Regions from separate parts of the Homo sapiens genome. Here region 1 is linked to region 2. The links are chromatin loops, found by intact Hi-C in ENCODE. Cell type or tissue: GM12878. All regions are shown on one strand. Links, peaks and the distances in the headings refer to the core of each region. The heading gives the core; the rest is flanking DNA.

Region 1 (5,388 bases), core at 155-5,154, 610 kb after region 2:
AGGTGAAACATGCTGGCAGCAATACTGCTCTTTAATGCACCAGATATGTTTATGTATGTGCACATCAAAGCACAGCACATTTTCTAACCTTGTTTATGATACAGAGACATTTGTTCACATGTTTTCCTACTGACCCTCTCCCCACTATTACCCTATTGTCCTGCCACATCCCCTTCTCCGAGATGGTAGAGATAATGATCAATAAATACTGAGGGAACTCAGAGACCGGTGCTGGCCCGAGTCCTCCGTATGCTGAGCGCGGTCCCCTGGGCCCACTTTTCTTTCTCTACACTTTGTCTCTTGTGTCTCTTTCTTTTCTCAGTCTCTCATCCCACCCGATGAGAAAAGCCCACAGGTGTGGAGGGTCAGGCCACCCCTTCATCAATCAATTCTTTCTCCCACCCTACTTCTAACTCCCTCTTTGCCCTACCTCTCACTCCATAACGGGTCTACCCAATGCCTGAGGCTTACTCCATTCTGAGGCCTCATCTTGTCTTTGGGCCTTAGGTAAATATTGAGTGAGATGGTCAGTTGGGGTTAGAATGCCAAGTGACCTCAATATTTAGTAGTTTAAAATTTTTAATGTTAAGGAGTGTCTAAAAAATACTATATAAAACTGTCATGGCATCAAAAGCTGTACCCTTCAAAATGGTAGCATTAAATGGGCTATGTCCAATTGTCATGTACCTGTTACTGAGGGCTCTTGCTTTCTACTGGGTTCATGTTTTCACCATCAATGACCAATAAGGACAATGACCAACATTAGTAATGTTTTCATCATCAATGACCAACAAAATGATCAAAGAAGACAAGAAATTTAATCTTGTACCTGGTTTGGGGGAGGTCCTGGCAATTTTTAATTGGCTTCCTATTGGTCAGCAATTCTAAACTGGTACAAATTTAATCAGGCCTTTGGCTTACAGAAAGTATCATCTATTTTAGAACATCAGAGCAATTGAGGATGATTTCGTTTTGGTTTTTGTTTCTTTATCATAAAATAAAGAATGCACTATTCCCTTTTATGAGCCCTTACTCCACACAAATGCACCTTCATCTGAAGTCTTGAAAAGAAAGCATTGGCTTTACGATAGAAGACCTGCTATGATACCTAATTGATGAAGTTACACACCATTCCCCACCCTTGTATCTCTTGATCCTTCTCTCCTCTGGGCCTCATTTTTGGTTGTGTAATTGCATCCTGTCTTCCATAATTTCCAGATTCCCTTCCCTAATCTTCTTTTAACCACTCAGTGTAGCACCAGGTCATTAGCTCTTTGCTAATCTCCTCTGATGCATATTGACATGCCCTTCCCTTCATCTTTTCAAACATATCTTTTTTTTTTTTCTTTTTGTGAGAGAATCACATTCTTTGTCCAGGCTAGAGGCCAGTGTCTGGAATTACAGGAATCAGCCACACATGGCTACTTTTATTATTATTATTATTATTATTATTATTATTGTTATTATTATTATTATTATTTTAGAGGTGGGGTCTCACTATGCTGTCCAGGGTGGTCTCAAACTCCTGGTCTCAAGTGATCCTCCAGCCTCAGTCTCCTGAGTCACTAGGATTACAGGCATGAGCCATAGCACTTGCCAATATCTTCTCATGTTCTTTGCTCACCTCTTTAGCCCTCTTCCTATACCTAAGAGCATAAGCCCAGGACCTTTTTGGCCTCCTAAGGTTTAAATTTCCATTTTTTTTCAAATATTTTTGATATTTTCCTGAGCTTTCAGAAAACTAGTCACTGTTTCTTCTGCCCTGGGTTTATTCTAATTTTTACTTCCATTTTAGCTTTCATTTATTCAACAAAATGATTCCTACTGTGTGCAGAATTCTGCCTATACAATTTCCATACCAACTATATCAACAACAGATTCCTATGCATCATCCATATCTAAACTTGCCATTTCTTGATTCTTGACATACATTTTCTGGGTACAAGGTAAAAGTTATGGGAAGAAAGCCCTTCCTACAGTTACAATAGATATTTCAATTCCCTGGAACATAGCTCTGTTAATGTAGCAAGTATGTCAGGAATGTGTGAAGTTAACACTGTGCATGCAGTGTTCCCTCTTGCTGCTGAAAGAATGGGAAATTTGGGGGAGCTGAGCGAGGAAATTCATCCTGAAATGACAGGCACAACTCCACAAATTCTTTCAGAACAACCATTCCTCTATAATAGAATATAACGCTGATTGAGCTTCAAAGGCCAAAACAATGACAAAAATAATCGATATAATATCTTAATTTCATTAAAAATTACCTAAATCTGTGATTGCTAGATTGCTTTTCCAATTTCAGTCATGTAGCTCCTGTGAGCATAGCGGAGGACAGTTTTTAATAAAAGGCTTAAGAGAAAAGGAAAGAAGGAAAACAATCCAAGCAAGAGAAAAAGTTAAGGACTATGAAATCTGGTTATAGTTTATGCTGACAGATCTTTATTTTGGATTGTGCTGCATTGACTTGTATGACAGATGTAGTTTACGATTGTCTCCATTTAGGAGATTTTTATTCTCTCTTTAAGAGTGTGAGCAGCTAAGCTAATTGCTTTTGCAATTCAAGAAGAGGAATGTTTAGGTCAGATCTCCAAAATAACTCTGAAATTCAAAAAATAGAAAGCATAAAACATAAAAACCTACCTCACTAAAAGGACAATTTGGGGTGCAGGCAGGAACACTTTGTACTTTTGCTGAGTTCAGAAAAAAATCATTTAGAGGGCAACTATGAAGTGCAGTAGTGAACCAGCAGCTTAGTTAACTTGCTGGCTGGAGGGCACGCCTGCTCTTGCTGCAGCTTTTATCCTTTGCATCCCTCAACCCCAGGCCCAGAACGCCAGGCCAAAGCATTTGCGGAAGTGCTCCACTGCCATCTACAGGAGCTGTCGCACTTACACGCGATATCCTAGGTCAGGTCACACCACTCTGTACAACTTGTTTTGTGTGCTATCTTTATTAGGAGACCATAGTTAATTTTTCATTAAGAGTAATCACTCTGTGAAAAGCCTAGGTCATTGTTTAATTAGTATCAGCAATAAATGGACTAAATAACCTTAAGGGGCATATTTCTTTGTTGTAGGCAAGCTGTTTTTAAATCCAGTGCATTCGCTTTTAAATAAATAAATCAGTAATTCATCTACTGTATTGTTCACTGTCAGTGCAGGATCATACAAGCAAAAGCACTCATCTAGGAGCAGAATATTTTCCTTGCCCTAAATTTCTAAAATATTCTCCAAATAAAGGGTTCATTTTTTTTTTCAAAAACAAATAAAGTCAAGTGAATAGGATTCCTCTTTTTAAAAGAAAAGCACACTGGTATGTTTAGTATTTGAAACATGATTAGAGGTTCCTATCTCTACAGCACAGCTTACCTCAAGGAAGTTTACCTAGAGCGACTCCCCAGATGATGGTTTTGGGTTTATTCAGCAGGTGATGCCCCATGCAGAGAGCAATACTGAGTTATTCTAGAGAACAGCCTCCTACAAATGTATTTCTAGTGTTTATTTATATTGGAGCTCCCTTAGACATAGAATAAATTTTTCATGAGACCAAAGATGACCAATAAACACAGAAAAGCTCAGTATCAAATCAAACAATAACTCCCATGCTGGTTTAGATGGTATTGTCTCTCCTTCAATAGTAAGTCTGCGTGTGTGGTTTGATAAATCACAGACAACAGTATGCTTAACCATTCCAGATCCTCTCCTTTTTTCTCTGCACTAACAAACACTCTGAAGACAATGATTTTAAAGCATTTCAGAAGCACGCTTAAAACAATAAGGAAGGCACAGAAAATGTGAGATTTCTTTCCCTGATTTCCGGTTGATTGACCGCAATAGCACTGCTGACTTATTGAAAATGATATGAAAATCAAAAGGATAATTAGAGCTTATTTCTACTCGAAGCAGCAGCCTGAAATTTCCGTTGAATTTACACAAATTGGAGAAAAATCAGACTTGGCATTATCTCATCCTGAAATTTCTTGCCCATACCATGAGGGTCCATCTTCTTAGCTGGGGCTGGGGAGGTGAAGGAAGGGCTGTGACGTCATGTAGGTTTATTACTGCTGCATTCCACCATTGTTTTTCTTCCCTTTGTTTCATCTTTCTTATGTTTAAATTTATTTTATTTTGTCCTATTATTTTCATCTATGAAAGGAACTTTAAATCCTTTTTAGGATGAAGTGAGAATAAAAATAAATAGGTATATACATTTTGTTCCTGCGGTTTATGATCACCATTACACTTTCATTCTTAACCTCTCTCTAGAATCCTGTGGATCTGTCCAAATGGACAAGACCAATGTCGTCGATTATGAGCCCAGGAACTGGCTGTGACTGCCCCTGTGCTCCTCACTGTGCAGTTTCCCTGCCGAGGTGGAAGGCTGTGTGTGTAGCCAGCTCACCACGTCCCCTGCACAAGGAGCTTCAGCAAGACCATCAGAAGCACAGATTCTTCATCTGTATGTTACTTCTTCGGGGCTACCATAACCAATTACCACATACCCAGTGACTTATAACAATAGAAATTTATTCTGTCACAGTTCCGGAAGCCAGAAGTCTAAAACGAAGGTGTTCTCAGGGTCATGCTCTCTCTAAAGCCTCTGGGAGAGGATCCTTCCTGGCCTCCTCTAGCTTCTGGAAATGCCAGCAATTCTTGGCCTTCCTTAACCTGCAGATGCATCACTCCCATCTCCGCCTTCACCATCACATGGCCTTCTCTTCTATGTCTCTGTCTTCACGTGATGTTTTCTCTCTGTGTCTGTATCCCACTACCTTCTTCTTAGAAGGACATTTATCCTTGGATTAGGGTCCACCCTAATCCAGTATGACCTCATCTTAACTGGATTACACCTGCAAAGACCCTACTTCCAAATAAGGTCACATTCTGAGGTACCAGGTAGGCATGAATTTTGGGGGAACTCTACTTACCTGGAGTAACAGTACCTATCTTAGCTGTGGTGACACATACGTAGTACTCTGAGTGCCACATCCTGAGCATGAATGTAATGATAGCTCTTATTAAAAACAAACTATACTTTGACTTCTCATAACTTTGTCCACAGTAATGATTTTTCCATCAGGAGTACAAACTCAAAGTGTCTTTTGTTGTTGTTTTTATTTGCGTGCGTTTCTTTTTAAAGAAATCTCTGGTTTATTTTGGATATTTTGTTTTGTTTTTATTTTCCAAAACAAAAAAGATCAAGGTGTTGTGTTTACATATACTAAGCAGGATACTTCTTTACGGAAGACAGGGAGCTTCATTACATACTTTGACACTCCCAGTGGAAAGGTGGGTTGGGTGGATGTGCGATACAGAGAGGTTAGGTTACCAGATGCCTGCTAGATGCTAGAAGTATCTCCTTTGGGACTTAGCAGTTCTTAAGTCT
Region 2 (5,388 bases), core at 63-5,062:
AAAGATAGAACAAAATTCAAAAAGACCTAGTCAGAATCCATAACATCTAAGAAATGATCCCCCAAAAGGGTGAAAATGAACAAATTTTAAAATACAAGGCAAGTTTAATAACTTAATGTTAGTTTTAAGTTAAAAAAAAAAGAAACAGTGTTCATAGCTGAAGTTTCCCAGTGTTCTGGAATATGCTGAACAATGATAAGGTACCTTAATAGGGTTTTCACAAAGTACAGAATGGACTCAAATGAGGTTGTCATCAACTCTATCCTGGAATTTTTCAGGGTCACCAAATAACATATAAGTAGACTACTAGAATATGACTGAGAATTCAGGATTAGAAGAGACAGAAGTAAGTGATTCTAGAAAAAGGGAATAGCACACGCAAAACTCTGGTGTGGACAAATGCAAACTGCCTGCTGTCCTATGGTAATCTTCGGAATCTGTAATAAGCACCAGCTCATCAGGACAGATGTAGCAATCAATTCGGACAGATACCAGCTCTTCACAACCAATACAGCCATACCTGACTAAGTGTCATCCCTGCTGTCACTGAGAGAGAAGGGCAAGTTCTTTAGTTTAAGAAGAACAAAAAGGATGAATAAAGGAAGCAAAAAAAAAAAAGATGAGGTAGATTTGCTGTTTTAAGGCATACGGTTTATGGAGTGAGAAGACCTACTGTGCTATAAATTCCTGCCCTTTGTCCTCCAGAGTCTATCCTTTGTCTATGTATACATGTGTGTGGCGGGGGAGGGGGGAGCCTGGAAGAGGAAGATGAATTAAATATATATTTGATTTTAAGCTCAAGATAAAGCTTAATATGTTTGTACTTCTGGGCAAATGCATTGTTACTTTCTGGGCAAAGACTTCATTTTAAGGCAATAGAGGGCTGATTGACCTTTCAGTGGAGGAGGTTTTCATGGTAAAGTCTCAGGGTTTCTTGAATACCAGAGGGGGCAAGAGAAGAGTTAAGGGTTATAAGGAGACAGGGGGTACTGAAAACAAAGATTCATTAAAAGCTCACCTTGGTTCAGGTACTATAACCTAGGACATACAGATATGGATTACTGGGATGATAAACAAGAAAAAAAACTGAATTCATAAGAGCCATGAGAGGAGTAAGTTTGGAGTGATAGGAGAAAGGGGGAAAAATTAATCTATTCTTAGAAATGACTCAACCCAACAGGATCTACAAATCTAAGGAATGTAAGCTACAAGAAACCAAGAGCTTTTTTACTTCTTATTCATCTGAGAGTTGCACAAGTTAGGTTTGTTAATTTCTAATGAATTAATTGAATGGGTGATTATGCTGATTATGTTTTATTTTGAAATAGTAGTAAATTTACTATAGCCAATTTATTTTTCATATTTTGTCAAAAAATTTTGCTTAAAGTGTCTCTATTTTTCTAATTTAAATTCATGCCAGGTGCAGTGGCTCACACCTGTAATCCCAGCACTTTGGAAGGCCAAGACAAGTGGGTCATTTGAAGTCAGAAGTTCAAGACCAGCCTGGCCAACATGGTGAAACCATGTCTCTACTAAAAATACAAAAAAAATTAGCCGGGTGGTAGTGGTGCATGCCTGTAATCCCAGCTACCCGGGAAGCTGAGGCAGGAGAATTGCTTGAGCCTGGGAGGTGGAGGTTGTGGTAAGCCAAGATCATGCCACTGCACTCCACTCTGGGTGACACAGTGAGACCCTGCCTCAAAAAAAAAAAATTCTCTGCTGCATGTCTCTGCTTCAGTTTGCAGAATCTCAGGCATAGTGAATAAAACTCATTCCAGTTCAGGAAATTCCATTTTCAGGCTGGACTCAGTGGCTCACACCTGTAATCCCAGACTTTTGGGAGGCTGAGGTAAAAGGATCTCTTGAAGCCAGTAGTTCGAGACCAGCTGGGAAATTAAACAGGACCTGTCTTTCCAAAAACAAATTTAAAAATTAGCCTGGTGTGATGATGCACACCTGTAGTCCCAGCTACAAAGGAAGCTGATACAGGAGGTTCGCTTGTGGCTAGGAACTTGAGGCCACTGCACTCCAACCCAGGCAACAGAGAGACCTGTCTCTGAAAGAAGAAGAAGAAGAAATAAATTCAATTTTCAGAAAATGGCCCATTAGAAGTCTCCAATTAATGAAGTGATAAATTGAGTTGTGCATTAAAAGTTACCATAAATTTTATATTTCTTATATAGCAACATATTTCTCTAACTTAGTAATTAGTCTATTGATTTGTTCATAAATGAAATTTGAGACACAAGCAAGGTGAGTTGTTACATGTTAAATCAGTTATTATAAAATCAGGTTTTTGTCAAATTGTACTTATCTAAAAGTAAATAAATAATTAGCTGATCCTTCACACAGTGTTTTCCAATGTCCTCATTACTGTCTTCTGCACAAACCACTAGGGGGCAAGACAGTCTAACATATTAGAGTAGACCTAATTGTATCCAACAGAGGGCAGTAATACACAAACTAGGGAGACAAGTCAATTACATTACATTTCAGCCATTCGCATCTGCCATTTCCTCTGGGGATTATAAGAGGGAGGGAAGAAAGGAAGGAAGGAAGGAAGAAAGGAAGGAAGAAAGCAAGGAAGGGAGGGAGGGAACAACCCTCTCAATAAACAATTCATTGGCTGACTTTTCTGAAATTGTTAAACAAGTGAATTTAATAAACAATTTTTTCTAGATTTAAATAATTTAACTTTGAAGTGAAAAACCATAAGTTAGAAGATAAGTGTTAACAAATAGAAACAATAAAATGTGAAAATCATTTCCAATGAAAGGGAGCAAGTGTTAACAATTTTATTTTTATGGGCAAATGCAATATCATGTTACTTTTAAAGGATAAGTAGTGAATCAACAGCATAAATAATTATTTATTAGACAAAAAACAAGAGCTGAGTATCAGTGAAGTGTTAGACATTCAAAGTCATAGTCAAGGGATTAGCAATGTCTCATAAACATCTTGAAGAAGAAACCTCGGTTATGGGGAAAAGTCAAGAGTCAGAAAGCCTGGGTTTATTACTGACTATAGTATCTGATGGCTGTATGATAAGTGGTAGGTTGGTCAATCTACACAGGCTTCAGTTGCCTCATGCAAAGTTACAGAACTTGTAACGTAAATGGTTTCCCAACCTGGCTGCTCATAGAGGAAACCTTGCATTGTCATTCTCCATACCTTGTGAATTAGCACTGACTCTCCAGGAATGAAACTCAGCAACATCTATACATACATATACATATGATACAATTTAAGATCATATTATACACACATGCAATTCTAGATAATTCTGATGGTCTGTCATTATTATAACTATTGGGCTAAATGATGGTTAAGATTTATATTTTCTCTATAAAATTCTGAGTTGATGACTATTTGTGCATAATTACAACTAGTATTTTAGGATATAAGATATTTTTCTCACCCAGCACTAAACACATACACACACCAAAAACTCCATCACATTAAAAAAAACAAATAGAACTTGACAGAGTTCAAGATGTGCTATCCTAAAATGTGGCACCTTGACATATGGAATATTTTAAGTTGAAGGAATTTGTGAAATAGATATGCAGGAAGATATCTCTGACTTCTCCTTCACTTCTCCCCTAGAGAAGGTCATAGGGCTTCATGTGAGAGGTGGCTTCTCAATACCTAGAGGAAAGGAGCATCCTTACCTCCAAAGACACAGATCACAGGGACACCAAGAGGAATCTGAACAAAAAGGCCCAAGTTCCCCTGGTTTATTACCCTTAACTCATACTCTTTCTTCCTTCTTTCCTTCCTTCCTTCTTTCCTTCCTTTTTTCTTTCTTTCTTCCTGCTCTTTTTTTTTGCCTTATGCTTTTCCATGATTCTCTATTCTTCCTCAAACCTATTTAAAACACTTCCTCAAATCTATTTAAAAACACTCAGGTTTAATTGTTTTTTTCAGTCTTCACTTCTTTATGAAGGCTCCTGTGTCATGTAAAAAATAATATTAAATAAATGTGTATGCTTTTCTCTTGTTAATCTGTCTTTTGTTATAGGGGCCCCAGCCAATGAACCTATGATGGGTTAGAAGGAAAATGTATTTTTTTTCCTCCCCAACAAATTAAAAAATAAATCAATTAGAAGACAAAGTTTCCAAGAGTTCCATTGAAACACTGGCACTTTTTCATTTCTCCTCAGAACTTTCTTTCTTTTTTTTTTAACTGAATAGTTGTCATTATTACTTTTGATGTGATGTGGCTGCAACTGATTATATGCATAAACACCTTGACATTACTATTATTGTTGTTGTTGTTATATCTTGTATTAGTCCGTTCTCATGCTGCCAATAAAGACATATCTGAGACTGGGTAATTTATAAAGGAAAGAGGTTTAATTGACTCACAGTTCCGCATGGCTCTAGAAGCCTCAGAAAACTTACAATCATGGTGGAAGGAGAAGCAAACACGTCCTTCTTCAAATGGCAACCAAGGAGAAGTGGTGAGCAAAGGGGGAAAAGCACTTAACCATCAGATCTCATGAGAACTCACTCACTATCACAAAAACAGCATGAGGGTCACCACCCCTGTGATTAAATTACCTCCCACTGGGTTCCTCCCATGACATGTGGGGATTATGGAAACTAAAATTCAAGATGAGATGTGAGAGGGGACACAACCAAAGCATATCATAACTTGAATATGTAATGACTAATCACCTCGGGAACAACTTCATTACATATAGTCTGACTCCAGAGAAAGTTGAAGAATTTCTCTCCTGTGAATTATGATGGCATCAGTACAATTGAAATCCTGCTTTAGGAAAAAGCCAGAAAGAAACAAACTTAGCCCAGTAGTAATATATGAAAAAAACTGAAATGAATTCTTTTTTTTTTTTTTTTGGAAGTAATAATCTTTTTTTTTTTTTGATACTTTAAGTTTTAGGGTACAGGTGCACAATGTGCAGGTTAGTTACGTAAGTATACATGTGCCATGCTGGTGTGCTGCACCCACTAACTCGTCATCTAGCATTAGGTATATCTCCCAATGCTATCCCTCCCCCTCCCCCCACCCCACAACAGTCCCCAGAGTGTGATGTTCTTCTTCCTGTGTCCATGTATTCTCATTGTTCAATTCCCACATATGAGTGAGAATATGCGGTGTTTGGTTTTTTGTTCTTGCGATAGTTTACTGAGAATGATGATTTCCAATTTCATCCATGTCCCTACAAAGAACATGAACTCATCAGTTTTTATGGCTGCATAGTATTCCATGGTGTATATGTGACACATTTTCTTAATCCAGTCTATCATTATTGGACATTTGGGTTGGTTCCAAGTCTTTGCTATTGTGAATAGTGCCGCAATAAACATATGTGTGCATGTGTCTTTATAGCAGCATGATTTATAGTCCTTTGGGTATATACC

Evidence for each region. Peaks named below come from ENCODE experiments on the same cell type or tissue, not always from the same donor. Only the 100,000 strongest peaks of a DNase experiment are listed, where the experiment ranks them.
Region 1: a loop joins it to region 2, with 8 times the contacts of the local background. A loop is called at or near these places in 63 of 110 quality-filtered maps.

Annotation. Positions count from the first base shown.
Region 1 is chr12:58,538,155-58,543,542 of GRCh38, reverse strand. No RefSeq gene overlaps it. Among named protein-coding and RNA genes, the nearest start is that of LINC02388, 240 kb to the left of the region's middle. RefSeq lists enhancers at 2,804-2,973, 2,703-2,997. In GM12878, for the core only: a CTCF peak has its summit at 2,868 (motif pointing left); a DNase peak (open chromatin) is centred at 2,842.
Region 2 is chr12:59,147,246-59,152,633 of GRCh38, reverse strand. No RefSeq gene overlaps it. Among named protein-coding and RNA genes, the nearest start is that of LRIG3-DT, 230 kb to the right of the region's middle. In GM12878, for the core only: a CTCF peak has its summit at 2,419 (motif pointing right); a DNase peak (open chromatin) is centred at 2,423.